Regions from separate parts of the Homo sapiens genome. Here region 2 is linked to region 1. A link is an interaction called in ENCODE POLR2A ChIA-PET data of the cell type or tissue named here. Cell type or tissue: HCT116. All regions are shown on one strand. Each heading gives the region's core, and the rest is flanking DNA. Links, peaks and the distances in the headings are about the cores only.

Region 1 (16,370 bases), core at 4,671-12,670:
TTGGCAATAAAATATTTTAAAATTAACTATGTACATTTTTAGACATAATACTATTGCACACTTAGACTACAGTGTAGTGCAAACATACTTTTTATTTTGTTTTATTTTTTTTAAGACAGGATCTTGCTCTGTTGCCCAGGCTGGAATGTAGTGGCGTAATCATAACTCACATAGCCTTGAATTCCTGAGCTCAAGCAATCCTTCCACCTCAGTCTCTTGAATAACTAGGATTACAGGCATGCACTACCACGCCCAGCTAATTTTTAAAATTTTGTGGCAACAAGGTCTCACTGGGTTTCCCAGGCTGGTCGTGAACTGCTGGCTTCAAGGAATCCTCCCCCCTCAGCCTCCCAAAATGCTGGGATTACAGGCATGAGCTGTGCCTCCCCTAAACATAACTTGTATATGCAGTAGGAAACCAAAAAAAATTGATTCACTTTATTGCAACATTCGCTTTATTGTGGTATCTGGAACAGAACCCATAGCATCTCTGAGGTATGCCTGTATAGGATAAATCCTTAAGATAAATTTCTGGGTAAAAGTTTATACTGACAAGAGGCTGAGAAGAGTTAGGGAGTTGGGGGTTGGGGGAATGAAGAGATGTTGATTAATGGGTCCAAATATATAATTGGATAGAAGAAATAAGACCTACTGTTCAATAGATTAGTAGGGTGACTACAGTTGACAATATTCTATTGTATATTTCCAAATAGCTAGAAGAGAATAATTCAGATGCTCCTAGTATAAAGGAAAGATAAATATTTAAGGTGATAAATGTCTCAATTACCCTGACTTGATCTTTACACATTATATGAATGTATCAAAATAGCATATGTACCCTGAAAATATTTACATCTATTATGTATCAATAAATAATTTTAAAATTGAAATACGTTTCACAGAAAAAGGCTATATGTGTTTGAATTCTGATAATTATTGCCAATTTATCATCTATAGGGATGGCACCAATTAAAACTCCTGATAGAAATGTATGAAAGGAACTGGGCACGGTGGGTCATGCCTGTAATCCCAGTACTTTGGGAGGCTGAGGCAGGCAGATCACCTGAGGCTGGGAGTTCAAGACCAGCCTGGCCAACATGGTGAAACACCATCTCTATTAAAAATACAAAAGTTAGCCGGGCGTGATGGCGGGTGCCTGTAATCCCAGCTACTTGGGAGGCTGAGGTGGGAGAATCGCTTGAACCCCGGGAGGCAGAGGTTGCAGTGAGCCAAGAGCACGCCATTGCACTCCAGCCTGGGCGACAGAGCAAGACTCCACCTCAAAAAAAAAAAAAAAAAAAAATATATATATATATGAAAGAATATACTACTTCATATCAGCATTATTACATCATTCTGAAATCTTTTGGATTTCTGCCATTATAACTGAGAAATAATACCTAAATATAGCTTTAGTCTGCATTACTCTTATTAAGAATAAAGTTGAGCCTTTTATATATGTTTTGTGAACTGTTTATGTATTCTGTGAATTCATCATATCTTTAGTTCAGTTTTTCTACTAGGTTTTTTGTGTGTTTCTTGTCTATGTCCAGGACATTTAACATTCTAGGGAGATTATCCCTCTGCTGTCACACAAATTGCAAATATTTTCCTGACTCATCATTTATCTTTTGCCATTTTAATTATTTGATAAGTTAGATTTGACCTTGGTTGTAGTACTTTTTTTTGCCTTGAAAACATTTTTTTGTTTTTGTTTTTTTACTGCAGTCAAATTTAACTATCTTTATTTGTGGCCTTTGGATTTTATGTTTTAATTCAAGTTCTACCCTCATTCCAAGGTCATGAAAGTTCTCCACTATTTTCTCTACTACTTTATGGTCATTTTGTTTCGCACTTAAAGATTTGATCTTTTGTAATTTATTCTAGTATATAGTGTGAAATTTGGGTCTAACTACAGTCTGTTCTCATTATTCACAGATTCTGTATTTATGAATTCACCTACTTGCTAAAATGTATTTATAACCCCAGAATCTATACTCATGGTATTTTTGCAGTCATTCTTGATACAAGCAGTGGCAACAAATTTCAGTTGTGTGACATGTGAGTGTTCCTAGCTGAGGTCGAACAAGTGATGCACTGCCTTCTCTAGTACTATAAGCAAGTGGGCTCCTTCCAGCCTATTTAGTATGACATTTTCACATTTTTGTGCTGTTTGTTGGTGCCTAATTATAGTGCTGAAGTGTTATCTAGTATTCCCAACTGCCTTACAGAGCAAATATATGTGTTAGATTAGCTTTGTTCAGGCATGAGTTCCAGTGCTGTTGGCCATGAGTTCATTGTTAATGAATCAACAATATATATTAACTAAGGTGTCATTAACAGAAACACATAAACAAGGTTATGGATTAATCAGTTGATAAAAAATGTTGTGACCGGAGGCTTGAAGAAACTGGACCCAGCATTTCCACTAGCAGCAATGATTCAGTATTCACTAATTCATGTTTGCAGCATCTTTATAGAACTACTGCTAATCATGAGAATCAACTGTATATATTTTTTCACGATAACTACATAGCTCCTCTAATACAATCACTTGAATGGTCTATCTCTCACCACTGATTTGAGGTGTCACTTCAAAGTCACCAAAGTGAGAGGATCGCTTAAGCCCAGGAATTCAAGACCAGCCTGTGCAATATAGCGAGACCTTGTCTCTACAAAGAATTTAAAAGTTAGCCAGGTGTGGTGGCCACCTGTAGTCCTAGATACTTGGGGGGCCAAGGTAGGAGCATCTTTTGAGCCCAGGAGGTTGGAGGCTGCAGTGATGGTGCCACTGCACTCCAGCCTGGGTGACAGAGAGAGACCCTGTCTCAAATAATAATAAGAAGAATTTTTAAAAATCTGCTAATCTTAGTTCCCTCCACATTTGTCTTTTTAAGAGTTTTCCTGGATATTTTTGCTTTTTTCTTTCACACAAACTTCAGAATTACCTTGTTTAGTCCTAAAAAACTTATTGGTATTTTTATGGAGTTAATACAGAAATAAACTCAGGGACAACTGGCATCCTTTTGAGTCTTCCTACTCAGGAATGTGGTTTGTCTTGCCACTGAGGCAAGTCATCTTTTGTATCCTTCAGGAGAATTAAAAAGTTCTCTTCACATAGACCTTCAAATTTCTTTGTTTAATAATATCGTTACTTCAGCTGCTGCTATTTCTATGAGATTATCCATCTTATCGAAGTCTGCAGGACATCTACGGAGGATGAAAAAACCATGTTCTGAACCTAGTTGATATATTTAAAGACTATCTTCACATGAAAATTTAAGGTGGGAGAAACAAACAATTGTTATATAGAGTAGAAGGAATGAGATGGGGAGATTAATGAAAGTGTAGGAAAGGCTTGATGTGTCATCCTGTTTATTTCATCCAACACTTTGAGTTCTTTACAACGTATCAGCAGTATTCTAAGTCCTTTACAATTATTCATTTAGTTTTACAACAACCCTATAGGATGGGTACATTATCATTGCCACCTTGACTTTATAAATAAGGAAACTGAGGTTGACCGAGGCTTGAAGTTGCACAGCTGGTTCCTTGAGGGAGCTGGAATTCAGACCCAGCAGATTGGATTCAGGGGCCATGCTCTTAACCACATATGTTATATCGAGGAACAGTTAGGACAGTAGTTGAAGAGAGTGCAGCGGGTCCTTGAATAATGTCATTTCTTTCAACTCATTTCCTTATAATGTTGATGAGAAAAAAAAATTACTCTCTTGCTGGGACCACTGTCTGTATGGGGTTTACACATTCTCCACATATATGTATGAGGTTTTTCTGGGAACTCTGGTTTCCTCCCACATCCCAGAATTGTGCCTGTTAGGTGAACCGGCATGTCTAAATGATCCCGGTTTTAAGAATGTGTGTGTGAGTGAGCTCTGTGATGGGAATGATGTCCCCTCCAGGGCTGGCTCCTGTCTTCCACCCTAAGCTGCTGGGATAGGCTCTGGCCACCTGTGACCCTGAACTGCAATAAATGGGTTAGAAAAGGAATGAATAAATGAATACCAATTATTGTCAAATAAATATTCGTCAAGCCTACCATAATCATACAAATGCATAACAATAAACAATGCAGCACAAAAAAAGCTCTGCGAGCCTGCCATATTTGTGATTGTTGGTTTCGAACTATGTGGTGGGAGGAGGTGTTCCTGACAATTTTTGCTTTGCAAGCATTTATTTCTTGATTTAACTCATCACCACTATGACCACCATCATTAGCTGATTTACCAAAAATTGGGTAAACAATTACCTTGTTTTTATTAACCTTTCTTAATGTATATGTAGCTCACACTTATTTCAATGTTTAATATTAGAAGTGTTTGGGTCTTTGTTTAGAAGTTTAGTAATGTTTTGGGGACCACAAATATGCTCTAGGAACTTACCTCTTGTTTATATGTGGTAAAAGTGGTTTTGTTACATGTTGTTTCACTTAAACTTGCAGTTTCCAAAAACCTATTGATGATGTTAAGTGAGGACTTACTGTATTATGGCCCTAAGTATTCAAACATCAATGCATGAAAATTTGGTAACTTGCAGAACAGATCTGAGATTATTGTTTATTACTTGAGAAGTTTTATAGTGTTATTGGCACTGTGGAGACCAGAACTGGGTTGGAATATGGTGACAGAAGAGTCACCTTTATGTAAAGAGAGAAAGGGCAAGGGCAGCAGACCACATGGCCTTGAGTGAGACCAAAGGATGCATCCTGACCCAGCTGACGGAAAGGACACAGATGGTGCACACAGCCGTGATGGGAGGCTATTTCTCTGGATCCTTTCCCAAAACCTCAGACCTCTGCCAACAGCAGGATGATTGACAAGCAGCTTTGTAAGTGATTTCACCTCTGGGAACCCTCAGAAGCAACCTGAAGAAATTCAGCCTTGTTTCTTATCCTGATCAATAAAGAAAGATTAGCTGGTTTAATAGGATTGGGAGGAAGCCATATTATACATAGCTGTAAAGCTATAAAAATGATTTGGTCAAGTGACCCCATCATCTCATTTCATTAGAAACGAGAATAGTCAGATGACTACCCTAGAATTCAGGATGAGAGATTCTAAATAGGTGAAAAATAACATAGGTATGATTCTATAGGTTGAAACTGTGGAAAGGAAAAAAATATAGAAAGGTTAAGAAGAGGTGAGGGAGATAACTGACATTAATTATGGCCGACTGTGTTCCTGGTGCTTTACATAAATGTCATGGCACAGGACTAGACAATTAGGACAATGAAGCTTGATAGAAAGTCTAGAAATAGACTCTTACGTTTATGGGAATGTAAAATGCGATAAGCATAGCACATCAAAGAATAGTGATGAGAACACTTGGTCTCCATTTAAAAAGTTAGAGCCCAAGTTACATATCCAGACAGGTTCCAGATGGAATATGGAGTTTAACATAAAAATAAAATGTTAGAAGGAAAAATAGAATACTTTATCATTGTGGGTGAAAAAGGACACAAAATTCAGAAGCCATGTGTCGAAACTGATGAATTTGACTGTATCAAATTCTTTTAACTTTTGAATGACTATATCAAAGAAACCGAGATAAAACTTTTGTCACATTTATAATAATGTTCAGTGTTCCAAAAAAATAATTAAAAGACAACCCAAAAGAAAAATAATGAGCAAGGAAAATGAGCTGGCAACTCACAGGAAAAATACAAATGGCCAAGAATCAATGGAAAAAAAGCTCAATGTCCCAGTTAACCAGGAGATACAAATTAAGTGAACAATAAAATAATTTTTTACCTATGTTTTTAAATTATTTAAAAGCTGATAACATATGTTATTGGCAAGGGTGTTTCAGAAGCTGGTGCTGTCAAATACGAATAGGGTGAATTTGAATTGATGTAGCATTTTTTTGGATTGAAATGTTCTTTCCTTCTAACATAGTAAGTCAGTTTCATGATACTCATCCAGATAAAGGAGCACAGTGGTAAGAACCTGGACTTATGAGCACGGTTGCTTGCTTGTTGAATCCTGCTTGTTAACTTATTCCCTGTTGCTGCAAGTTATTTAGCCTCTTTCTTAGCTTTGTCATCTGAAAAGTGTGAATGATCATAGCTCCGACCTCAGATGGCTGTTGTGAATACTTAAAAAGTGACTACATGTAAAGTACTTAGATTAACAACTGTAACATAGTAAACACTCAATGAGAATTATTGTGGTCATAGAAACACAATGGAGCTAGGATGTTCACAACAGCATTATTTATAAAGATTAAAAAGAAGTAAGTAACCAAAATGATTACTTTAATGGGGAAAAGTTAAATATTATTGAAGACCATATAGGCATTAGAAGAATTAAAGAGACTGGTCATTGATTAGCTGAGCCTTTCTTTATTGAGTTCCTATAATGTGACAGGCCCTATCCTGGCACTGGAGATACCGTGGTAGATAGAACAAAATCCTTTATCGAAAAGCAAAATACTCCAAGAAATGTTAAGAAGGCAGTTGCAAAACAGTGTTCTTGGAATGAGTCTATGAATGACAAAAACGAATAGCTTTACCCAAAACTATGGACATGTGAAATGCCAAGACAAATATTTGAAAGGATACTCAACATACTACTGTACCTCATGTTACCTTTTAACGTTTCCAAAACTGGAATGTGTCTTACAAGTGATGGCATCTAAGATTGGATAAAGTATGGCATTAGCAAAGGTTATCTTGGAGGTAGGATTGATGATTGGGTAAGGATGATAAGGGACTTTTTACTTTATTATTCTTTAGTTACACTTGGACTTCCAACTAAGGCACTTCTGTATTTACTTCTTATTATGTGAAACTTTGCTATGAGAAATATGTATATGACTGACTTGTGTAAGAAGGCAACAACAGCTAACCCCTTCGGGCTTTGTGGAGGAGGGAGGTCCAGACCAGATATGGACAGTTGCAGTCCCACCCTGATGCCCAGGTAGACAACTTGACCATACAAACCTTGCCTACCTTGGCCTGTGGACCTTCCTATGCTGTGGTAGCCAATGTTCTTTCAGTTACAAGTAACAGAAACCCACTTGTATTAGCTTAATTTTAAAAAGGGTGTGTGTGTGGGGGGGATTTATTATAAGAACAAATGAGTATTGCAGAATCCAGGGGCTGATCCTGTGACCAGGCCTGAGCAAGGATGCCCTCCGGAACCAGGCTTGGGGTCTTTCAGCCTCTGTCTGGCCCTGTGTGATGTCTCTCTCTGTTTCTGTTCACCTGGTTAGTTCATTCCTCTCCTCTCTCTGCAGAGGGAGTTTCAGACTCTTTCTCCACAGGACAGAAGGTGGCCACCCCATGGCTGCCAGATTACATCTTTTCAGTTCAAGTGGCCAACAGGTACAACTAGCATATCTGGATCCCAAATCTGAACTCCTGCGAGACAGAATCTGATTTGGTCTGTTTGGGTCGGTCAACATCCACTAGTGATCAATCTGTCAGGGTCAGGGAGTAGGGCGTACATACAGATATTGCTGCCAGGAGCTACTTTTGTGGCCAAAGGAACGCAGCTACTGAGGAAGGTGAATTATGGGCCAGGCAGATGACTTCAACTGAATAGCTGCGAAATGTCATTCCCATGATATCTTATTCCCTTTATTCTTTTCGCTCTGGTCCTAAGGGTGTCTAGGATTTTGGTGCCTTGCAGGACCAATAAAACCAAGATCCCCTTTTCTTCCCTAAGAAACTACTCTTTCTCCCCAAAACGATCCCTTCCTTATAGCCTTCTCAGCCTAGCTTGCTGGCCTTGGGAGAGACTGCTAGTTTTGCCTTCAAGGGCAATTTATTAGGCAGGGCTTCGCTAACAAAACATGTGACTTGCTGGTTTATCTTTGCCTTTGTAGATGGAATGGAAATGTATCTCTTTTTTTGCAAAAACTTAGGGATGTGATGAAACAGAGAACTCCATAGCTTCAAATGGCTCTATTTCCTCCATAGTCTAGTGTAATGGCGCTAGAGAAAGCAGTCTTCATAGCCAGAATCACCACAGGGAATGCTTCTAAAATGCCTATGACTCCCATGTACCATAGTCACCTTAGTGAGAAGGTAAAACAGAACTCAGGGCTCCCTTCTCTCAGTAGGAAGCATTTCTCAGCATGACTAGCACAAAAGATGTTTGGGGGAGACCCAGAGGCCTCTGGTTGGTTGGACAACTCTAGGCTTGAGCTTCTTTTTTTAATGTGGTGACAAAAAACTTAGGAACTGCTCTTTGGGGGAAAATATGTGAGGATCGTGGTTTCTAATTTTAAATGAAAAGTCCACCTTCCACCATATCACCATCATTGTTGATCAGATGTAGCCTTTTCTAAAAGCTGGAGGGAGTTGTAATGCAGAATTCGAGTGAGCTCACCTGGTCCCTAGAGGGCATTTTAAAGGACACAAGGGAAATAGTTGAAGAAAATGAAAATGTCATTGGGTTCAAGCCCTCTTTCATGGGGAAGGACAAAGACAGGGATGGGGAAGGTAAAAGGAAGAAGGGGGTGAGCCAAATTCTTCAAGGTAATTTCCTTGAGTATGGGAGAAAAAGGAACGAGTATAAAGATCAGCTGAAGAAATGGAACTCCTTGTTGAGCTTCTTTTAATGGCTCACATCCACAGTAGTCCTGGAGGTGGCCTGTACGATTCAAGGCCTTGGCAGCAGTAAGAAAGAACAGGGCAGTGCCGAGTCCTGCCTCTATCATTGATTTGAGCAAGGGCAGGGTCTTTGCCGGTGTTCTGCAGAGCATCCTTGGGCCAAAGAGGCTCCATGCATTTTTTCGGGACTTTGGATTGTTTGCAGTTTGCCCCATAACTCCCACACATTTGCTTCTTCATGTCCCAAAGCTCTGGCTGCTGCAGCATTCCCATAGGAATGTGGATGCCTGCCAAGCGACCTCATGTGCATTCCATTCATCTCCTTGGCTGGGAGGCAGCAGGGAAGCAAATTGGCTGGTTGCTTAACTGTTTGGGTCCCAAATTCACCCTGAAAGGAATCACCAAGGTTGTTGGACTTTTCCAATAATCATGAAGAAAAAACAGAAGATAAAACAAAAGAGATATTTATTTATTCATATGATCCCATCTGGAAAACAGCTATTTTCAAGTGTAGCTTAATGAAAATCACATCCTTTGGTTTGTTTGAAATCATCTTCCACCAGAAAGGCATTTTGAAGCAATGAGGCTTTGTGAGGTGTGATTCAAAACAATGTGAGTAGTTTTTTTTAAGCAATCACACCAAACTGTAGCTACTCAAATTCAGGTTGTTGCCTTCCAAGTAATCTCAGTGGGCTGTGACCCTGCAATTCCAAGATGCTCCAACCTGTGTAAAATTCCTTTAAGGAAATTACTACACTCTTGCTCTGTTTTGCTTTTTGTTTATCATTCAGTCAGCACATATGGGACACCTCCTGTGTGCCAAGCACTCTGTAAAGCTCTGGGGATAGAGTAATGGGGGAGGCACAGTCTTATTGAATGTTTGACCATGCGAAGCCCCCAGGGGCCAGTGGAAAAAGTTAGTCTGACCTGGATTTGAATCCTGGTTTAGCCTCGTGCAGATTGTGTAATCTCAGGCAACTTTCCTAAACTCTTTGAGTCACAGTGCCCCATTTCTAAAAGGAAGACGGTAAAATCTACTTGATGGGATGTCTTTGAGGAGAAAATCAGAGGAAAATATGTAGTAAGCAGCCTTAGCACAGAAGCTGATATAGAGTAATTGCTCAGAAAATGAGAGCACTTATGATTTTAATTGTTTGAATTACATAGCTAGTTCAACTGTCTTTTTTTTGGACTAGATAGACTCTTACTCTTCGAAAAATTAATCATCCTGTGCATGAGAAATATGCACAAGGTACCAAATTCAAAGTATACAAAAATTAGATGATGACAAGAATATCTTCTCCCTGTCCTTACTCCTTGCCATTAGTTCTCCTCACTAGAAAGAATACAAGCAAGTTCTTGTATATTTCCAGATTTAACTGTATTTCTCAGAGATCGGTCCATAGCAACACTTAGTGCTCATTCTTTTTTTTCTTTTTTCAGCGAATTGAGGTATAATTGACAAATAATGTTGTATATATTTAAAGGGAACAATGTGATGATTTGACATACGTATATATTGTAAAATGATTACCAGAATCAAGTTAGTTAATGCATCATCATCTCACATAGTTACCATTTGTGCGTATGTGGTAAGAACACTTATGGACTACTCTACTTGCAAATTTCAAGTGTACAATACAATAGTATAAACTGTAGTCACCATGTTGTATGTTACACCTCCACAATGTATTCGTCTTATAACTGAAAGTTTGTACTCTTTGACCAACATCTCCCCATTTCCCCCACCCCCCCAGCCTTTGGCAACCATCCTTCTACTCTGTTTGTATGAGTTTGACCTTTTCAGATTTCACATATAAGTGGAATCATACAATATTTGCCTTTCTGTTTCTGGCTTATTTCACTTAACATAATGCCCTCCAGGTTAATCCACACTGTCAGGAATGGCAGAATTTTTTTCTTCTTTATGGCCGGATAATATTTCATTGTCTATATATACCACTTTTTCTTTATCCATTTGTTTCCATGTCTTGGCAATTTGAATAATGCTGCAACGAACATAGGAGTGCAGAGAGACACTGATCTAACTTCGTTCAGATATATACCCAGAAGTGGAATTGCTGGATCACATGGTAGTTCTAGTTTTAGTTTTTTGAGGAACCTCCATATTGTTTTCCATAATGGCTGTACTAATTTACATTCCCTCCCACTGTATACAAGGATTCCTCTTCCTCCACATCCTCAACAACACTTACTTCATCTTTTTGATAATAGCCATCCTAACAGGTGTGAGGTGACATCTCACTGTAGTTTTGACTTGCATGTCCCTGATGATTAGTGATACTGAGTACTTTTTCATGTACCTGTTAGCCATTTGTATGTCTCCTTTGGAAAAGTATCAATTCAAGTTCTTTGTAACACTTTTTAGAAGAGATTATTTGGGATTTCTTTGCTATTGAGTTGCATGAATATCTTGTATATTTTAGGTATTTACCCCTTATCAGATATATGACTTGAAAATATTTTTTGCTCATTCCATAGGTTGCCTTTTCATTTTGTTGTTTCCTTTGCTGTGCAGAAATTTTTTTGTTTGATGTAGTCCCACTTATTTGTTTTTGCTTTTGTTGCCTTTACTTTTGGTGTCATACGTAAAAATATCGTTACTAAGGCCAGTGTCAAGAAGCTTTTTCTCTGTTCTTTTTTATTTTTTCTAGGAGTTTTATGATTTCAGGTCTTATATTTAAGTCTTTAATCCATTTTGAGTTAATTTTTGTGCTGGTGTAAGATAAAGATTCTATTTCTTTCTCTTTTTTTGCATATCAATATCTAGCTTTCCTAACTTTATTTATGGAGGAGACTTTCCTTTCCCTATTTTGTAATCTTGGTGCCCTCATCAAATAATAGTTGACCATATATGCATGCGTTTCTAGTCTCTCTATTCTGTTCCATTAGTCTGTGTCTGCTTTTATGCCAGAACCACACTGTTTTGATTACTATAGCTTTGTTATACAGTTTAAAATCAGGAAGTATGATGCTTCTGATTTTATTCTTCTTTCTTAAGATTACTTTGGTTATTTGGGGTCTTTTGTGGTTCTATGTGAGTATTGTTTTTTTTTTTCTATTTCTGTAAACAACACCATTGGAATTTTGATAAGGACTGCTTTGAATCTATAAATCACTTTGGGTAGTTGATCATTCTTAACTGCCTCATACTTTTTAAATGATTATGTGGTAGTCCATTGACTGAATGTGTCATAATTGATTTAGCCACTTCCCTATCAATAAACATTTAAGTTTTTTCTAATCTTTCACCATGACAACAATAAAGCAAAGCCCATTCTTGTGCTTAGCTTTGACTACTTCTAGTCAAAGAATGGCAAACTAAAGAAATACAACAGGCTTCTTAAGGCAGCTCCTGGCAATGTCACTGGAATTGGGTGACTGCTTGAAGCAGAAAATGCTGATCTGATTGGATACATTCTGAATGTTTTCTCAAAAAACATCTCATTATTCTATTCCTGGAATATTGATACCACCCTCAAATGCTACTTATTTGAAAAGTGAGCCAGGCACAGTGGCTCATTCCTATGATCCCAGCACTTTGAGAGTCGAAGGCAGGAGGATCACTTGAGGTCAGGAGTTCAAGACCAGCTTGGGTACATACTGAGACCCTGTCTCTACCAAAAAAAAAAAAAAAAAAGAAAGAAAAAAAGAAAAAAATGCAGAATCTATGTAATAATAATACAGAATGGTGACATTTTAGTCCAGACAGAACTGCCATGAAACCCCTCCAGGACGTATAATACATAGACAAATCTTTCTTTCGCTGGCAGAAAAGAGTCAAGGATGCAGAGATTTCAGACAGCCACTCTAGAAGCAGCTGTTAAGAAGATTCCCACTCTAATTTGCTGCCACAGCTTGAAACAGTGAAATGTATTAAAATGTGCCACATCAGTTAACATGGGTTCAGTTAGATGGAGGTTGCCAGTTTGGAAGGAGGGCAAATGTTCCTTGGTGGCCATCTTTGCTGATGCCCAGGACTGCACAGGCTGTGTGTGGAGCTCAATCAGAGAGAACTTATACATGAGGTTCTGGCACAATCCAGGTACAAATAAGACCCAGGGATTAGCTTTCCTGGATGAATAATTATTTCTGAATCATGGGAAAGGCACACGTGGAAAGGAGGCAGGGGGATGGAAGATGGAAGTCTTTCTAAGAAGTCTCCGCTGTCAGAGGCACCAGTCCTCAAATGAGCTCCATGCAAATGAAAACCGGTCCCAACAGCATCTTGAGCCAAAGAAAATTCTTGGTTGGGGTTGAAAAAAATGCCAGATAAATAGTTTCTTCTTGCTTCTCAGCAGGGCCCAGCTATCACTGCAATCCAGATCTGGCCTCTAAGCAGTTCTGGCAGGTTTAGCTTGGACCAGCTGCTGTGATGAAATTGCAATAATTCCAGGTTTCCCTCAAATCTGGACTGAGCCAAAGGCAGTCTAGGCTTCTAGCAACCGCTGACTTCATTGCCTTCTTTCCTGTCCCTCTTCAACTTTCAAGCTTCTGGTTTTTAAATTTTAACTTAGATACGGGTGATAGAGGAAACCTGTTCAGTGCAACCCAGAAGTCTGGAAAATGTTTATTTCAGGTCAATTTAAGAAACCTATATTGAGTACTTAGTGAGTCTATTTAGGTGAGCTGCGTGGTATAACTACTGGCTAACATGGATTGTGTATCCAGTGATACGCCAGGCTTTGTTACAAGCTTCCTACACAGAAGATCTCATTTAATCAACCAACAGCCTATGAGGTAGGAATGATTATCCCTGTATACAAAAGAGATACGTTTAGTCTCTTACCTTAAAACAAACAGCTGGCAAATGGAAGTATCTGGATCTGAACCCAGTGTAGCCTGAATCTCAGGCCTCTACTTGTGCTCGCTATGACACTGGCCATAAGCAAATGAGTCCTTAATTAGAGGTGAGTAAAAGAGACTCGGACAAGAAAAACTAAAGTGAACAAAGGCAGAAAACTGAGACCCACGTGGGAGAAAGTAGAAGTAGGCAGATAAAGAGTGTGGAAAAAACAGTAGAGGCTAGATTCATGCTCATTCTGAGCCCAACCTCTGAAGACCTTGTGGGTCCTGGAAGCCTAGTGGGGAGGTTTCCCCAGAAATCACTTATTTATAAAGAACTTCCAGCCATTAACACAAAGACTGAAGTATTCTGAGAAGTTGTCCAAAACTCTTTGCTCCCAAGAGAAAGGAGAAATCTCTCTGGGTGCGTTCAACATGGAAGTTTTAATGTACTCTAAGAGGTTCAAGATTTCAGACACTAAGTCCCAGGGCACTAAGAGACTTGCAGTGTGACGCATTGAAGTTTAGGGAGGAATGTTTATTGTATTTCTTCTAATTAAAACAGGCTTTCTAGACCAGATGGGTGGCTCACTGCCCCTACTCCTGACCCCTGCCCCATTATGGGCACCCAGGAGAATGGAAGTAGATCTGTTTCTAGAGAATAAAGCATCTTTAACCCAGAAAGGGAAAAGAACTCTGGGCAGAGTACACCTCAGCAACATCCAGCAGTCTGTGTTGGTGAAGAACAGGGGTATGGGTTCATAGTGGAGCCATGGGATCCAGAACCACATGGCATGTCCAGAAGCACACTTTTGAGCAAAGCTGGCCAACAAGTGTCTTCCATTTTTGCCTGTGGCATCTGAGACCGTGTTCTTCGGCTCATCCCGAGGCAGAGGCCCAGAGATACCAGAGGCTGGTGGTAACAAAGGGCTGATATTCAAAATGGTGGAAATGATTCCAGGAATGATTCACCAATGGTTCTGACCTGAGGAAGACTTATCAAAAAAGTAAAGAGGGCTGGGTGTGGTGGCTCACGCCTGTAATCCCAGCACTTTGGGAGGCCAAGGTGGGCGGATCATGAGGTCAGGAGATCAAGACCATCCTGGCTAACACGGTGAAACCCGTCTTTACTAAAAAAATACAAAAAATTAGCCGGGTGTGGTGGCAGGCGCCTGTAGTCCCAGCTACTCGGGAGGCTGAGGCAGAAGAATGGCATGAATCTGGGAGGCAGAGCTTGTAGTGAGCCGAGATTGTGCCACTGCATTCCAGCCTGGGCCACAGAGCAAGACTCTGCATCAAAAAAAAAAAAAAAAAGTAAAGAGAGAAGCAGCATCCCACACCCTCTTCCCTGACTGTGGGTTCTCCCTGGCAGCAGATTCCATCAGGGAAGGGGAGACACTTTTGTTGTTGTTGTTGTTGAGATGGAGTCTTGCTCTGTCACCCAGGCTGGAGTGCAGTGGCACGATCTCGGCTCACTGCAAACTCTGCCTCCCGGATTCACACCATTCTCCTGCCTCAGCCTCCCAAGTAGCTGGGACTACAGGTGCCCGCCACCAAGCCCAGCTAATTTTTTTGTATTTGTAGTAGAGATGGGGTCTCACTGTGTGAGCCAGGATAGTCTCGATCTCCTGACCTCGTGATCTGCCCACCTCGGCCTCCCAAAGTGCTGGGATTACAGGTGTGAGTCACCACGCCCGGCCAACATTTTAATCTGTGAATTATTGTATTGGGAACTTAATGCGTGAGGCATTCTAATAGCCAAGAACCAGCAGAAAATGATGCAGCTGCCCAACTTTGCATCTCAGGTAGGGGAGGGGGAGCCCCCACTGAATAGAGTAAAAAGTACAATGAGAGACAGACAAATATTGGTCTTTTCACAGTAACTTTTGAGACCTACATATCCACATACTGGCTTCATGTTATATGTTTTTTATTTATACTCTGGAACATTTAGTAGGATAAGGGACATGTAGAATGTGATTCACAGGAAAGTGGTGGGCCCTGAGCAAGGACCTGAGTGTGTTTTTGGTCTGAAACTGAGTTACATGATTTGGGGCAAGTAACGGTCTAGCTTTGTCACCCAGGCTGGGGCGCAGTGGTGCAAAGACAGTTCACTTCAGTCTCAAACTTCTGGGCTCAAGTGATCCTTCCACCTCAGCTCCCCAAGTACCTGGGACTGCAGGCATGCACCACCATGCCTTGCTAATTTTTGTATCTTTTTTAGACACAGGGTTTCGCCATGTTTCCCAGGCTGGCCTTGAACTCCTGAGCTCAAGCGATCTGCCCACCTCGGCCTCCCAAATGCTGGGATTGCAGGCATGAGCCAATGCACCTCAGTTTCTTGTCTGCCAAATGGAGTGAAAATAATTATCCTGAATCTTGATATGAATGTTATATATTTCCAAAATCCCAAGCACATTATGTGTGCTAATTAAATGCTAGTTACTACAGTAATAAGGAGAAAAATGTAGACCAAAACATATAAAAATAATCAAAAAGTACCAGATTGTAAGCTCAAGGGCAGAGACTCTGTCTCATTTATCTTTGCACCCCTAGCACACTACAGATTCTTGGCATATAGTAGGCAGCCCCTTGAATGTTTTTTGCATTAAACTGAGCTGATTTGTTGAGTATCACCTATGTGTAGAAATTGTTTCAGTGCTGCTTAGTCTATCAGATAAGCATTTGAGTTATTTAATTCTTCTGAAGATTAGTTTATTTGTAAGACAGAGAAAATGCATCTACTGAGACCAGAGATAATTGGTTAGCTCCCTCAAAACAGTTTTCCCTATTTTCCTTATTGACAGACCCCAATTGTATTCAGTAATCCTATGTCTCCTGTCTCTGTCTCCGGGTAAATCTTCATTCTTTCAGATGAAGCATCCTGATGACCTCATTGCCTTTGCCTGTGATTAGTTTAGGGGTGGCCATGAGGCTCTGTCCTGGCCAAGGAGACATAAGAGGATGTCACTGAAGGCTGCCAAGAAAG
Region 2 (16,370 bases), core at 2,942-10,941, 320 kb before region 1:
CCAAGATGGTCTTGATCTCCTGACCTCGTGATCCACCTGCCTCGGCCTCCCAAAGTGCTGGGATTACAGGCGTGAGCCACCATGCCTGGCCACTTCTTCTTAAGAAGTTGTTCTTAAGAAGAGAACAACTTGCTATCTTGAGAAAACAGAGTTGGAAAGAGAGTATGGAATAACAGCTAAATGATTAGGCTTTAGAGTTTTCAGGACCCGAGCTTGAATCTCTAATCCATCAGAGATTAACTGTGTGACTCTGGGAAAGTTACTTACGCTCTCTGTTTCCTCATTTGTCAGTTAGTACCTAGCTTCCTAGGGTTTTTATGAGGATGAATTGTGATCATATATCTAAATAACTCTGCATGGGACCAGGCATATGGCAAGGCTCAATAAATGTTACTTCTTGTTAAATTTTACAAAACATAAGAGCTTGTAAACGTCCCTCTCTCTGACTCAAGTATTCCCCACAGCACCTTGGGGTCCAGGACAGTAATACACCTCCTGCTCTGCTGTTTTCTACAAATCTGCCAATAGGAATCCCTTTTTACTTAATCAAAAGGCTATTCTTTCCTAGGCCCGTTTTCACACAGGATATTTGTCAGGCATGGGGCGGGGTAAAGGAGGAAAGAAAGAGAAGCAAGGAGGTAAACAGTAAAGGGAAAGAAATCCTGGATTCAAGACACACCTCTCTGGGCACACTCACCGAGTCTGGGTCTCGCTGCTGCTCGAGAAAAGCTGAAAATTCCACCAGGCGAAGCTTGGTTGTGCCAATGGAGCGACCTTGCCAGGCAGGGACTGAGGGAGCTGGGGCCGATGCAGGCTCAAACCCTGAAAGAGCAATCGTCACCTTTGATGCTGGTCACTCACCTCCCCTTGGGCCTCAGGCAAATACTGGAACAGGGCTCTACAGATGACCCAGAAGGAAATGCCAACAGCCCCCTCTCCACCGGCTCTGGCCAGGATAACTCAGACGACAGATGCTGGCAGAGGGCCCCAGTGATGGTAAACAGTCAAATAAGCACAAAGCATGTGTTCCTCATTAAGCCAACTTCAGCTAAGGTTAAGGGCTGCAGTATGAGGACATCTAATCCTGCACCAAGGGGTCTACTTGGGGACCAAGCCAAGAATGACAGGACAGTGAGAAGTGAATGCTTCCAAAGACTTCCTGTGAGACCCGAACATGCCATGCACTTCTTGTGTTTGCCCATCTTCCTTAAGACTGTGGTCACTAGCACTATAGAATATTCTCTCTGAATGCTCCGTAGCACTCGGGCACAGGGCAATACGTGAAAGCATTTTCAGTTTGGGGAATCCATAAGGGAGAGCAGTGACTTTTATACTGTACACCTCAAGTAGTGCAAAGGAGTAATTCTACACACACAGGTGGGGATGGGGGGTGCGCCTTGTGGGGAAGGAGACAGGTAGGCTAGACAGATTCATGTTTTCCACTTTGAGCTTCCATGTACTCTCTCCTTTAAAGAAAGGTAGCAGGACCGAAATCTACTTATCTAAGAAAGGGTGAATGAAACCCTATCTGGCCTTGAGACTTAGACTGCCTAATTTGGCCAGTTTATATTGAGGAAGATGCTGCAGCAACTTCGCCTTCTGAGGATAATCCAGCGTCTTCAGTGAAAGTGAGGAGGCTTCCTGTTTCTTAAACAAACCATCTGAAAAGCTCTTGGGAGATGACTGATGGGAATCGGGACCCTGTGGCCCTCCTGAGCTACAGGCTACCCAAGGATCCTGCAAGTCAGGGGCAATGTGCGGCTGTGGCAAAGTTGAGCATCTCTTGACTCTGGGAACAAAGTGCCAGACCCAGCTGTCAGCTGTGTGGGGCTGTGCTCCCAAAAAGGAGTTTCAGGGACACTCACCTGGAATGGGGGCTGTGACCGCTGGCTGGATGGGGTAGGCCTGCTGCACAAAAGGCTTGACGCTGGGAACAGAGAGATGGCAGACAGAGTTAAGAGATCGCATCTGCAGCAGGGGCTATTACCCAGGCCCCACCATGACCTCCCAGTGGGAGGTCCTTCACCGCTGTGGTCCCTGCCTGCAGGTGGTAGCACACCCCAGGCAGAGGCAGTTGTTCCATAAACTGAGAGGGACCAGCAGCCAGGTAGGGATCAAACCACCAAGCCTCATTCCAGTTCAATGGGATGTGCTGGAAAGACAGCCTGAATTCCTTGTGCTGTGGCATCTGCCTTTGAACCTCTGAGGTCAAGCAGTCACCACTTCTAGGCAAAGTGTGGGACATGCTTCAGGCTCTCCTTCTCTAGGCCAAACAATGCAAGTTTTTTTTTACAGCATATAGGCAAGGTTTCCTTTCTTTTATCCCGAAATAGCCCTTATTTCCAGTTTACTGATCTTTCTTCTCTTGCCCCCAAGGCATCAGTAGGATTTGTCTACTAGCCATCCTACTACAGGGCTGGCTAGAATGAAATGGGCTAGAGGATCACCTGTGCCGCCCTTTCTCAGGCAAGGAGGACCACAGCTCAGCCTTCAATACCATGAAGGAAGAGGGGTCCACTTCTTGCTTCCAGCTGGATGACTGCTAATACTTAAGGTGGGAATGGGGTGCTTCCACCTCTCCCAGATCCGAAAAGCCAGTCTCTTTCCTGCCAGGGGCCTAAGTACACAATAAAAAGGGGATGCCTTCTGGGACCTCAGTGTAATGCTCCTTTCTCCTCCAGGCCCTGAGACACTATGGTCCAGGAAGAGCTCTCCCCACGTGGGCTGGGACCAGCCCGTAGTTGTCAGTGCCCACCCCTCCTCAGACTTACTCTTGTGAGGATCCTGGCTGCCCTGTTTGAATCATTCCCGGCCAGAACTGGAAGGCAAAATGCAAAGGCCTCAGAATTACGAGTTTACTTCAAAGCACAGTTTAGGATGCCTACGCATCACAACCCCTGCTAAAAGACAGCAGGTTCGATCACCCAACAGAATCGCTTTCCCAGAGTGCAAATGCGGTCACCACTTGCACGAGACCACAACCTATATCCTTGGACTGGCAACCCAGAGCTCCCCTTAGCGCCTCCTTCCTGAAAATGCCCCCAAGGGCAGACGCAGGCAGCAGCTCCTGTTTTCCTTACACCTAAGCAAAGATCTGCGCGTGCTGCAGGGGGCTCACCAATATTTGAACTGACTGATTTATCCATGTACCCTCCCTTCATTCTGAAACATTCCCTGCATAATATTCTGCGTCAACAGCAGTGAAGACCCAGCAAGGCAGAGGACAAAGCTTGAACAAGGCCAGGAGCTCCAAGCGGCAATGCAGGCAGCTTCTCTGCAGCGAGCTTCCCTGCTGCGATTGGTGTGGGCTGGAAAGGGGGCATGACATAGAGGAGGGAAAGAGCAGCCTCAGGAGTCAAGCAACCCTGGGGCTGATTCTTGACATCACTATCCATTCCACTATGATCCCAGCTATCCAAACTCTTGTTTTGCTACTGAATAACCTCAGCTTTTTCATCTGCAAAATGGCAATGACAATAAGCAGCATTTAAGATTACCTGGAGGATTGAGATTATAACATAATGCTTCTCAGCCTTTGGTAGGTGTCAAAATGTAAATGTTAATAGAATACCTTGTCCCTTTAGGGGCTAGTTGCCCCTGAAGACAGAGGGACAGAGACCAAGGGCCAGGAAAAAGATAAAGAGAGAAGACGCCTGAGCCCAACCCAGAAAGGCACATTTAATTCCATGTCTTCAGGGACTCAGAATTCCTTCCTCTTCTGATTTTCTCCCTCTTCCTTTTCCTTTTTTCTTTTCTTCCTCTCCTCCTCCTTCTCCTCCCCCTCCCTTTCTCTCTAGCTCTCTGCCTCCCTTCCCTCCTTACTTTCACCACTTTAGACTCAGTTATCAGTTGACAAGGTAGCCTTTGCCCTCTCACATACCTGACCCACATGACAAGAAATGGAGGTGGGAGGCTTAACACTGGCACATGCCAACCCCAACCCCAGCAGCTGTCATTACTGGACTGAGCTCATGACTTACCCCCGGCGCCCCTGGGAAGGTCGGGCGTGGAATCCCAGGCAGCCCCAGCTTGTTATGAATGGCAGTGGCCGAGACGATCTGGGCTGAGGACATGGCCGCCATGTGCTGCAGGGCCTTATCCTTTGCAGTCTGATCCTTGAAGGTGACAGTGACACACCAACTTAATACATAACGCATGGCTACCAGGCAGGTTACACAGGCACAGCCACGAGCACATGGACTAAAATACAGAGCCACAAAATAGGCCAAAAAAAGCAAACATGCATGGATAAATAACACAGCCAGAAGGCTAAACCACACTCAACCTACCGTACCTCTCAACATTTACTGGGAAGACCCAATGGGGCAAGGCTTTTTTTAGGGATTAAATCCATTTTCCAACAGAATGTGAAGCCTCTCAGAAGAGTGGACAACGTATTTATTTAGCTTGTCAGCTTCCAGAAGATTTCTCCAATTACTTAAAACATTTAAGGAAGAAAAAAAAATAAAGGCCCTGCTTTTAAGCAAACGGATGGGAGGAGGAGTGAGAGAAGAGATGTAGCTGTGGACTGGGGTAGGACCGTCCACAGAGCTCGAGGAGCCCTATCTGTGTGTCCTGACTGTCACAGGGCCATGGTCCCAGGAGCTGCTGGGGTCATGCAAGGCCTGGAAGCCCTGCAGACACCTGGCTGGAGAGGCTCAGAAGCAGCGGGGGTTGGGGGTAACAGGGCCAAGCAGCATGCTGGCGGGGTGCATGCTTTCTCAGGTATCCCCGCCGTGGGGCTAAGGCTACGTGGGTTCGTACTGAAGCCAGGAGCCTAGGGGATGCTACAGGTACGTGGTTTCTCCTTTTCCTGAACGGGTCTTTTCTAGGAAAGCCAAGGCTAACAACACAAAGCTAGCCAAAAAAGTCTGCCAAGCACAGCTAAAATACAGAATACTCAGTTTGGTGAAAATACTTACCATGCTTGTTACCTGGATACAATAATAAACAATTTGTTAAAAGGATTGCATAAAAAGGGATTTTTTTTCTTCTTTGGTTAAAAAAAAAACATATATATATGTGTATATATACATATGTATATATGTACACAAACATATAATACTTGGGAACAATAAAATGCATAGGGGTGTGGGCCTTTTCACATTTTAGGAAGAAAAGGTGATCCAGATGGCTATCTAGAAAGGCAATGATTGAGAAGGGCACCCAACAACAGCAACAATAAAAAACTACCCCTCAACTCCTTTGCACTGGTTCTGTGGCTTCCCCAGGACAGACAGAGAAATAGCCTCCTGGTATGAGACAGGCCCGGTGGGCACAGGCAGGGCTTTGAGCCTCGTAGGCATATAAAGGCTACCGGTGCCAATAGAGGGTCTATATTCCAGGCCCAAATGCCATCAAAGCAAAAACAAAATGGTGACATCAAAATAAAAAGAGTGCTTTCCACCTCCAGGGAACGTCAAAGGGAGCTTCAGGCTAAGACACCAAGTACCAGCAGAGAGGGTGCTTCAATGCTTACTGATATAACCAAAGGTGATGAAAAAAACACATCAAGGCATCAAAAGCAAGGCCAAAGGAGTTTTTAAAAAATCAAAGCTCATGAACAACTGCTAAGGGCTTCTAAGAAAGATGTGCTAGGTGTTCCCAGGGTGTAGATACTACTTTGCCCTATAACTGTCAGGAAGACAATGTGAATTTCCAAAAAGCTTACATTAACCTTTGAAAAAGAGCCAATAAAGAAAAAGGGAAAGGGGAAGACCAGGTGTGGCTGCTCACACCTATAATCCCAGCACTTTGTGAGGCTGAGGTGGGAGGATTACTTGGGCCCAGGAGTTCAAGACCAGCCTGGGTTACATAGAGAGACCCTGTCTCCACACACACACACACAAAAAAAAAAATTAGCCAGGTGTGGTGGTGTACTTCTGTGGTTCCAGCTACTCAAGAGCCTGAGGTGGGAGGACTGTTTGAACCTGGGAGGTCAAGGCTGCAATGAGCTGTGTTCATCAAGCCACTGCACTCAAGCCTGGGCAGTAGAGCAAGACTCCATCAGAAAAAAAAAGAATGAAGGAGAAAAGGAAGGAAGAAAGGGAGGGTGGGAGGGAGAAAAGGGGAAGGAGGAAGGGAGGAAAAAAGGAAAGGGAGGGGAGGGGGGAAAAAGAAAACGGAGCCTAACACTTCCATTAATTTCTTCTTTTTTTTTTTTGAGATGGAGTTTCACTCTTGTTGCCCGGGCTGGAGTGCAGTGGCATGATCTCAGCTCATTGCAACCTCCGCTTCCCAGGTTCAAGTGATTCTCCTACCTCAGCCTCCTGAGTAGCTGGGATTACAGGCATATGCCACCATGCCCGGCTAATTTTTGTATTTGTCTTTTTAGTAGAGATGGGGTTTCACCATGTTGGCCAGGCTGGTCTCGAACTCCCGACCTCAGATGATCCACCCGCCTTGGCCTCCCAAAGTGCTGGGATTACAGGCGTAAGCCACCACGCCCAGCCACATTAATTTTTATGTCTTATATATTACTCTGGCTGTGACTGAAAAACTAAGGAGCCTCAAGTAACAGCTTTTCATGGATGCTCAAGGTCATTATGAACATCTGTAATGACACCTCCCGTGGCCGAGTGACACTCCAAGGGCCCTAGAAGCTGGCAGGATTCCTGGGCCTCAAAAGAACGGCCAGAGTGACTCAGAATGATCCTTTTGCTGCTGTTATCTCCTTCTTATCAGATGGCAGTTCTTCGACTTGGGGCTCCATTTGCTAATCTGTCAAATGTTCTAACCTAAAGCTAGCTTCCTCAACTAACCTTTTTTTTAAGATTTGAAACATGTCAGATACTGAGGATGCCAGAAAGAGGGCAAATCTTGAAGTGTATGGGATTTTATGATAAACTGACAAACTGGGCCCACACATGCAGACCTCAGTGCCAGGCAATCTACTGTTGGCTATTCTGTGGCTTTACCTGCTCCTCGCTTGTCCATCCCCTCAGAGGGTAGCCCATGAACAGAAACCATGGCCCTAGTCACACCAACTCCATTCCCCATCAACATCACCCTGACATCAATACGAATCCATTGGTTTCTCTTAGACCAGTCACTTTGGACTCCAGCCCCCAAGCCACTCAACCTCTACCAAGGGGGTTATAAATGCTCTCAAGGCAGATTTCTGAAACTGAGGTAATGGCTCAGGTATGACCACAGGTGCCTTCCTCAGCACAGAACAAGCCTTACAACTTCTCTGGGGCCCAGGCTAGGGGGATTGGAAAATGGCAGCACAGACGTCTTGCCTGCCTGACTGACACATCTGAGCAATAGCTACAAAAGAACTTGAGGGCTTGGCTCCATTCCAGAAGAACATCGTGGATCCTCTCACAGACCCGAAGAGTTCCACGTATTTGAAATTCTGCAGACAGAGGCACTTCTGCTTGCCCAAATACAGAATCTGTTTGTGCACACTTGGGTGGGGTGACTCATGAATTCTAAGTCCAGGTCCAAATGAGTTCCCTGCATCTCCACATCCCGCTTTATTGAGTTGCTTGAAATTTGCTAGGCTTATTAAAAATCATTTGAAATCTTCAAACAAGTTTGATATTCTTTTTTGAAACGGAAATCAGTCAGTGTGGAAAAGGAGAAAAGCACCTATCTTTGCTGTTTATGTCACACAGCTTCAGAACATGATCTTTTTCTTCTGTTAAAGTAAGGTTTGACTCTCTCATTACCCAGCATTCTACCAGGTACCTAAATGAAAACAGGAGTTCAAGAGCAGGAGAGCAAATCAATTGCTTTTATGACACCAACTTGCTCCAAGACTATAAAAGGTGTACCCACTGGGGTGTCCGGAGACCTGGCTTCAAACCTGTCCCTGCCTGACATTAATGAGCTGCATTATGTGGATCAAGTCATTTAATGACTTCGAAGTTTCTTTATTTATAAAATTAAAAGTTGCACATTACTGCCTAATGTCCTTCTGGGTTTAAAGGTATTTGTAGCTATGAGGGTAAATTCCATTATAAACAGATACTTTTCAATGCATATAGTCAAGGAAACTACTAGTGAGAAGACAGCAGGATGTTAAAATTTGGGCAGCTTTGGTCTGCTGTCCTAATAGAAAGCTAAGTGTAGAAAGGAAATTTCATCTCAAGTAGAGGTTCTTTCTGCACTTGACCTACCTATTTGAGAATAGGCAATTTTCTGCAAATGGACTAAAATGTCTATACCAGTGATTTCCTACCTTTTGTGGTCGAGCTACTCTGACTACTCATTTAATTTTTATAACATCTCCCCTTTATCTACAATATATATTGAAAATTAAAAGGATTAAAATGTTTTTGTTTAAAATCTAATGTGACCCTGGAAATAATAAGCACCACCAGGGATATCTTGAAATCAGAACCAAGGGTCTGCCTACAGACCCACTTATCCTGAAACGGGAATTTGAAAGAATGCCAAGCTAAGAGATTTCAATGGAAGGACCTCTAAATTGTCATTTGCAGCCCAGAGATACCTGCCTGGCTTTGAAAAAATAACTCTAAGTGTCAGACCTGAGTGAACTGCTCCTCTGTGTCACTCTGGTTTAATATCCCAGACTTTAAAGCATTCGACTCTATCCTCACTACTCATCCTCACTCTAAAGGGGAGGAGGCTAATCTATCCAAACAAGCGAAGCTAGGTAAATTCAAACACATGCTACATTTGTACACCACACTAATTTTAAGATGTCTTCACACCAACATTTCTGAGATGTGGATGAGATTTACAAAGGTGAGCACATTGTTTGATGCTGAAAAACTGTTAGGTTAATACGGAATTATGCTCTGTGAAGTCTTAGGTTACAGGAAATATTCTGAGTGTGTATGTGTGCGTGCGTGTGCATATGAGCAAGAATAAGAAAATTGCATCCTAGAAAAATGTTTGGACAAGTTCACACTGACTACTTATTGCTGATTTTCCGTCCCTCTATCCCTAAGATTACAAAGAATGAGGACATAAAAAGCCAAATGTTTTGGGGAGTGGGGAAAGAAAAGGGAAATCTCCCTTTTCCAACTGAACCCCAACCCAAGCCCATGACCTGCAATGCAGAAAACACTCATGGAGCAGGAACTATGGGTGGTCTATGGACTTTTGATGGGAAAGAGGATGGGTTCTAAGAACAAACGGTCCAACTGACCTGAGACTCGGGATGCCTGTCTCATCATCTACCCTACTTTTATCATTAACCAATTTCCAACACACCACACTCAATGGTCTCGCTGCCTCTGCTACATGGTCCAGCAGGCTGTGTCATGCATAAACTCCTCAGCCTGAAGCCTTACAAATTGTTATTGTTCTAAGTAAAAACAGGCTTTCATATTTCATGAAGGAGAGCAAGGCTACTGCTGCTATAGCTCTCTGTTCTGCTGATTGCCTCCTTTTTATGGTTGAAATGGACACAATGTTTGGAAAATATCTACATGTAATATACATGACAGGAGGACAGCAATATCACAAATGCACATGGCTGGAGTGGTGTACTCTTAAAACTCAAGGACATCTCACGGATCAGTCTGGATATCAGAGGAGTCTTGTTCCCTTCTCTTCCTTCTGCTTCTCAGCTTTTGATTATTCTGCAAAATCAATTATCTCATATTCTATAGGTATTACCATGAACAAACTTTAAAGATAACATAAAAAGGTTACATGCTTGCATATACAATATATGATAGCTGCCATATATGGAATTTTAATGAACAGCATAATCAATATATTCCAAACAGTTTATTCATGGGCCATGATTTCAGAATTTAAAGATAGGATTCCAATGTAATTTATTCATATAGAAGTCCATCAAATACGTCAGAAAAAATAGTAAAGTCAAAAAAACGACCATGGATTCAAAAACTCTTGATAGTTATTAAATGGTTTTTCTTCAAATATGCTTTAACCAGCAATATAGTGCAAGGGAGGAAAGACAGCAATTTGCTTGCACAATCACTTTTTCAGAAAAAGACAAAACACAAAATACTTTCCTAAGAAGTAATCTTGCAGATGTTCTTTCTAATCTTGCACTATGTGGCTCCACATGACCTCTGCAATTATTAGCCATACCCCTTGAGCAGATAAACATCACAGAACTATATTATGGTTTTGGAAAAAGGATGGAGGGCACTTGATTTTTTTTCTAGCTATGATCTCTAATTTGCTTATCATTAGAAAAGGCAGGAGTAAATACAAAAGGAGACTACTTCAGTCAGGTAACAGCTAACGCAGAGGACAGAAGGCACATTCATGCTTCTCCTGACTCGCTGCCTAATAAGCAGCAATTAATTCATTTTATTGTATTTCCAAATGCCAAAGACTCCATTCACATCCAAGGAAAAATTTTCAAGGCTTTTACCATTGTTCATTTTTAAATATACTCAGCTATATTTGGTATTTTATAATTGTCAACATCGTTTCCTTTAACTCTGATGTGGGGCTTCACATCATAAAGGATTGTAGATGAGGACTACAGACGAGCAAACTCATAGGTGTGCCTCATGACTCTCTCCCAGGAAGCCTGGGATTTAGGACAGCTTCCTGCCGGATCCAGGTGTCTGGGAGAAGGCACCCTTCTGACCTCAGCCCCCTTTTCTCTAAGAGGTGACAGCAAGGGGCCAGAGGAACCTAAACTGGCTCCAGGCTCAAGTTAAGCTCCAGAGTGAGTCCTTCTTCTATTTCTTTCAAACATAAAGACACAATGAAGAGGGCTCAGTGGAGGGAGACAATGCAAAGCATTCCAAGTCAGGAAAATGAACCTCATCCTGGACCAGTACTCTTTGGGAAGGCAGAAGAACATCCTGCAAAGAGCTTGGCTTGTGGCACCAGATATCCCTGGATTAACTTCAGACTTGTGACTCTAAGCAAGCCAGTTAGCCATTCCACGCCTCTGTGTCCTAATTTATAAATCAAAGATAAAAACACTTTTGTTCAGGACTGCTTCAAGTACTTAGTATGGTGCTTGCAGCCTTGGCCCTGGGTGAGCTTGCAGTCTACGGGGGCCAGGTAATGGACTGGCTTTCCAAGCTGGATTCTGCTCGGGACCTGAAATACTCAGGAGCCCTTGTCCTCACTAGATAACCTTTTGGATAGATGTCATTCTAGGGCATTATCTAAGTTGGAGGCCAATTAACAATGGGATTTCGCTATGAAGAGATAAAAATGTAGAATGATGAGACTGTTTCTGTTGCCCTTATAAAGAAAATCCAGACCTGGCTCAGTTCACACAGAATTATCTTTATCTACATATTCAGTGCCCTGGCTCCCATCATTAATTTCTCCATCACCACACTGTTGGCAAGTGGTTCCAACTGAAGCCTGAGAAATTGTCTCCAATCTTAGTTTTCGTTCAGTTAAATTAAAAACAAGGTAATAAAAATATCTTTGAGGAGAAAGCGTATATGTCATAAATGCAAAAGAACTCCCCCTGAAGATTGGGAAATGCCAGGAAAGATTATATCATTTCCCAAATCCCGTGACAAGGCCAAGTGTCTTGGTGTGGACACAGACAAAGGAGGTTGTTGCTCAGGCTTTCCTTGCCTCCTGCACTGCTAACAGCCAAGTCCTGAAGGAGCAGAGTGGCTCAGGGGGCTTCACGGAGCAACACAGAGTGAAGTGAAGTACGTCTACCTTCCCTGTGGACAGGCCCATTCCTGGATGGAATCAGTGATGATACAAACATGATTCAGCAGTGTGGACTTTAGCAATGCCCCAGTGAAGTTCTTGAACTCAAAAGAATTAAATCAACAATTTGAACTTTAAGCTCTCTGCCTATTGGAAGGAACAGCAGTTTGGAAAGAATGGCCTGTTCAGAAATCAAATCATAAAGGCCACCAGGGCGAGAACAAGAAAATGGCCCCGGGGGAGCACATGTAGCTCATAAATTAGTCACCGGCGACTGGACATAATCAGAGGGGCTCAGGTCTCTTTCTGCTCTACTGGGATGATGCAATGTCAGCAAGTACAGGTTTTTCTTCAATACACATCCAGAGCCTGACGTGAATACATCTACTGCCTAAGATGTATTCCTGCCGAGCGGAGGGCACGGCGAAGACTTCCTTTCCTCTTAGTTTTGTCCCGAGTCATACACTCACCTAAACACACTCGAGAAGTGAACCAGAGGTGGCTTGGCCCATCTTCATGGGAAGATGGAGATGGCCCACAGTGTGGTGGTGCTTCCCAGACCTTGGCTGTGGCTACCGTGAGCTTCTGAAAACAGCAAGAAAGGACTGCCTTTTTGCTGCTAATGGGGAAAGAAGGACTCTGAGCAGGGTCTGAACAACTTCTTAGGGCAACTGAACATACAGGCAAAGAGACTCCTGCATGGAACTCTACAAAGAAACTCTGAGTAGGAAAAAGACTGCTTAACACATGGAGAATGCTTCTGCATTCTTTCTACATGCTGGGATAATAAATCCCTGGAGCTTAAAAAAACAGTTAATGACTTTTTCATGAATTAATGGTAAGTGAAACAATTCGAAGTAGAGAATAATTTCTAAGGCTGTGAGCTAATCCTCAGACATGCTGCTGCTTCTCACTACTCCACTGGAGACGCCAATAGGGGCTAAACTAAGGGAAAGGGTGAGATGGAAGACAACAGGTAAAGCTGGTGTTGGTGACACTGCTGTCGCTGCAGCTGGTGACACAAGGTCCAAGGGAGACCTCTAACTCAGCATCCTCAGGATTTTTAAATGGATATTCCATAGGCCTAGAAGCCTCTTTCACACTGCAACTGCATGGATTCATCTTCTACTTTAGAAGTAGACTCAGGCCCAGCTACAGGCTGTGGGTCATCTATAAAACCTACCCCCTTGAGAGCAGTGGGTCAAAAGGGTTTTGTCTGAGTAGGAGACAAACACATAGCACTCCCATCACTAAGAAACAACTCCTTCAAAGCTAAGCTCTCTTCTAGGCCTGCAGTTTGTACTCTAGCTTCTGTCCTAGACATTTTTTCTTTTTCTTTTTTTTGGAGACAGAGTCTCGCTCTGTTGCCCAGGCTGGGGTACAGCAGTACAATCTCGGCTCACTGCAACCTCCACCTCCCAAGTTCAAGCAACCCTCCTGCCCCAGCCTCCCAAGTAGCTATAACTGCCGGTGCACACTGCCATACCTGGCTAATTTTTTGTATTTTAGTAGAGACGGGGTTTCACCGTGTTGCCCAGGCTGGTCTCTAACTCCTGAGCTCAGGCAATCTGCCCATCTCGGCCTCCCGAAGTGCTAGGATTACAGGCGTGAGCCACCGTGCCCAGCCTTGTCCTAGATATTTTGAAAATGCCCCAACCCCGGGGGGGGCGGGGGAGAAAATCCCCACAACTCTGAATGTATAAATTTAATTTCCAAAATCACTGTGCTCTGGCCACAAATGCCTTTTTTTTTTTCTTTTTTCCATCTTACCGAGCTCTTGAATCTCAGCTTCAGTCTACTGACGCTTTGTCTCTACTCTCCCAGCTTCTCTGCTCCTGGTTCACTGTCTCCTCGCATTATTCCCTTTCTAGTTCAACCATCCCCTATATGTCCTGAACCTCGTATCTCTCCTCTGCAGTCAGGGTCTGTATCCAAGGTCACCAAATTGTTGGCCGAGTCTATCTTAAGCTGCTAAAAATTCCAGAGGAAAAGTCTCATGTTGGTGCCAATGGCTATTGCACAAATTCATGGTAGATAATTGGGCAAAAATCGGCTGGGCGCAGTGGCTCATGTCTGTAATCCCAGCACTTTGGGAGGCTGAGGCAGGCGCATCACTTGAGGTCAGGAGTTCGAGACCAGCCTGGCCAACATGGTGAAACCCCGTCTCTATTAAAAATACAAAAATTAGCTGAGTGTCGTGATGAGCGCCTGTAATCCCAGCTACTTGGGAGGCTGAGGCAGGAGAATCGCTTGAACCCGGGAGGCGGAGGTTGCAATGAGCCGAGATGGCGCCACTGCACTCCCGCCCGGGCGACAAAGCAAGACTCTGTCTCAAAAAAAAAAGAAAAAGAAAAAGACAATGGGCAAAAATCTAGGAGCAAAATGAGAAGAGAGAGCTTTCACTGGATTTGATTTTCTAAGGGAAGTAAGTGGCAAGAAAATACATTGTGGGTGGTAGGAAAGAAAGGAAGATTAATTTTGGTTGAAGACGGAGGGTGGGTAGAGGAAAAAGTACAGAATAATGTTTGCCACTTGATTTTTCATTAAAAAAAACTTATATAATGAAAATGATCAATTCCAGATAGTATAAACATGAGTGTTTAATATATTTTCTGTACTGTTTAAATTTTGCAACAAAAACTTCATAATTTTGATGCACACTCCTAGTCAATTACCATTACTTTAAGAGAACCCAATTTTAATAAGTTGATTTTTAAATGCTGCTATTGAAAATCTTTCTGAAAAGTTCTGGCACACAACACTTTTCAGACTTCATAAGGACAGAACTTATAATTTATTCTTTAAACACAATGAGTAGGAAAGACTACAGAGCAGGCAGAGAGCACCAAAGCAGGGAGCCAGCCAAGGATGAGTGCTAAGTGCCACGGAGCAGCCCCAGGGGGTGTGGGTTGGCCCCTGGTCCCAGCCTGTGACTCTCTTCCCCACTCTTAAAGCAGCCCAGGAATTAGCCTCCCTGACTCCAGCTTGGCCTCCCTCTTATTAGCTATCCTGCAAAACCTGGCTGGCGAGGTCTTTCCAGAGGGTAAATTTGAATGAACCCCATGTATGCCCCTAGGCCCACAGATGAATCCCTTCTCCTCAGTGGGATAATCGAGGGCCCTTCCCTTAGGCTCCTCCAGTCTTACCTCCCACCGCATGTCCCCAATTACATGATGCTCTTCATGGTCCCCCAGATAGTCCCAACTTTATGGAAATTCTCTGCCTTCAACTATGTTTAGTTCTAATGACACTTCTCCATGAAGCTTTAATTCCCTCACTCCCAGAATGAATCATTCTTTTCACTTGGGCAGCCTCTGCACTATCCTGTTTAATTTCTACTGCAGAGCCCCCTAGCTGTGGATATCTACTGGAAAAATAACAGAAAAGTTCAATGTTCCTCAAGAACAGAAACTCTGGATTCAATTCTATGTGCCCAACGTCTACAAAAGGACCTAGAACACACTTAGGTTCTCAATGAAAACCACTGGACTGAATTCAGTAATCATTCCTATGCTTTTCAAGTTCAAATCTACGTAGAAATCTTAGACTTTCACTAGAACAATTTTTTTCTTTACTAAAATTTAAGTCTACACAATTTGGGGGTGATCTAGTCCACAAACAAGCACATTGAGAACAACTGCCAATTAGTAGAAGCATAAAGCTGACCTTTAGAATTTATTCTAACGGATTTTCAGGAGAGTAACTTTTGTAGCTAGGATGACTCATCTATCAATGTGACATCAAATGACCACTCTCTCCTGGAGTCTGTTTTCTTCCTAGGAACATGGCAGAACTTCAAAACTACAGAATTTAAAAACATGGGCTTTAAATGGGACACAGGAGCTCTCTGTAAAGGCTGGAAGGGACAGCATAAGAGGTAGACACCTCCTTTTCCTTCTGCCTAAAACAGGGGGCTTTTCAAACCTGATTCAATGGAATAGCCTAAGAGGCCATTACTAAGGATTTGAGGGAGTAAGCTTCAATTCAAAACATGAGTTTTGCTACTTTAAAAAGGCTGGAAAACACCAGCCCAAAGAACTCTGCCACACCCTTCCCTGGAAAGTAAAGAGAAGCTTATAAGCAAGAAGACTCACCAGGAAGACACATCTGGCAGTGGCCTCCATTGCGGGTAAGCCACTTTTCCAACTCCACAGAGGGACAGACAAATGCAAGTCTGGTTTCGGTCTTCACATGAGGACCATAGACCTTTGTCTACCCCTTCGACGTCTGAGTTTGTGGAGAAGTGGTAACCAACCTGGCTAGGGCAGTGTCTGCAAGGATAGTTACTGGGATGGTCAGCCACCAGCCACCTGCTCCAGGAGGCCTTCCTACATCTTCCCAGGCAAAGCACAGTGTCTCTTTTAAGCTTGGATACTTCCTGCCACTCCCCTCTGCTCCCCACCCACCCAGAAGCTATCCTTGTTGTCTTTTGGGATGACCTCAATTATCTGTAGCGAGTTTATCTCACTAGCTAGTGTGGGAGGCCAAGAAGACCATGGCTATCAGCCTGACCCCATGATGACCTCGGTAAAGATGCTTGTCCCTGCCTCCTCACAAATGTGCTATTAGATTCCAGAGCTGAACAAGGGGGTATGGATGGAGCTGGGACATCAACAGAGTTGAGCCCATATCCTGGTAATGGCTGGTTAGGAAGGTTAAGTATACTGCCTTTGAGATAAAATGCTCATGGAGGGAGTGAAAGAAAGCAGCACCAACTCCTGCAAGCAGGTGACAGACAGCCTCACTCTCTGCGACTGTCCTAATGCCCTCAGAGTGGT

What was found. Peaks named below come from ENCODE experiments on the same cell type or tissue, not always from the same donor. Only the 100,000 strongest peaks of a DNase experiment are listed, where the experiment ranks them.
Region 2: POLR2A ChIA-PET joins it to region 1 with 7 read pairs; 2 of 35 experiments call an interaction of 5 or more read pairs at or near these places.

What each region holds. Positions count from the first base shown.
Region 1 is chr11:12,549,455-12,565,824 of GRCh38, reverse strand. No RefSeq gene overlaps it. Among named protein-coding and RNA genes, the nearest start is that of TEAD1, 120 kb to the left of the region's middle. RefSeq lists a silencer at 8,729-9,023. In HCT116, for the core only: no CTCF peak of the experiment used is centred there; a DNase peak (open chromatin) is centred at 8,885.
Region 2 is chr11:12,867,453-12,883,822 of GRCh38, reverse strand. It overlaps TEAD1 (TEA domain transcription factor 1), which reads right to left. Exons shown (of 13, transcript NM_021961.6): 6 at 3,981-4,115; 7 at 2,772-2,818; 8 at 1,866-1,927; 9 at 698-822. Among named protein-coding and RNA genes, the nearest start is that of TEAD1-AS1, 47 kb to the left of the region's middle. RefSeq lists enhancers at 2,332-3,276, 7,094-7,594. In HCT116, for the core only: no CTCF peak of the experiment used is centred there; no DNase peak of the experiment used is centred there.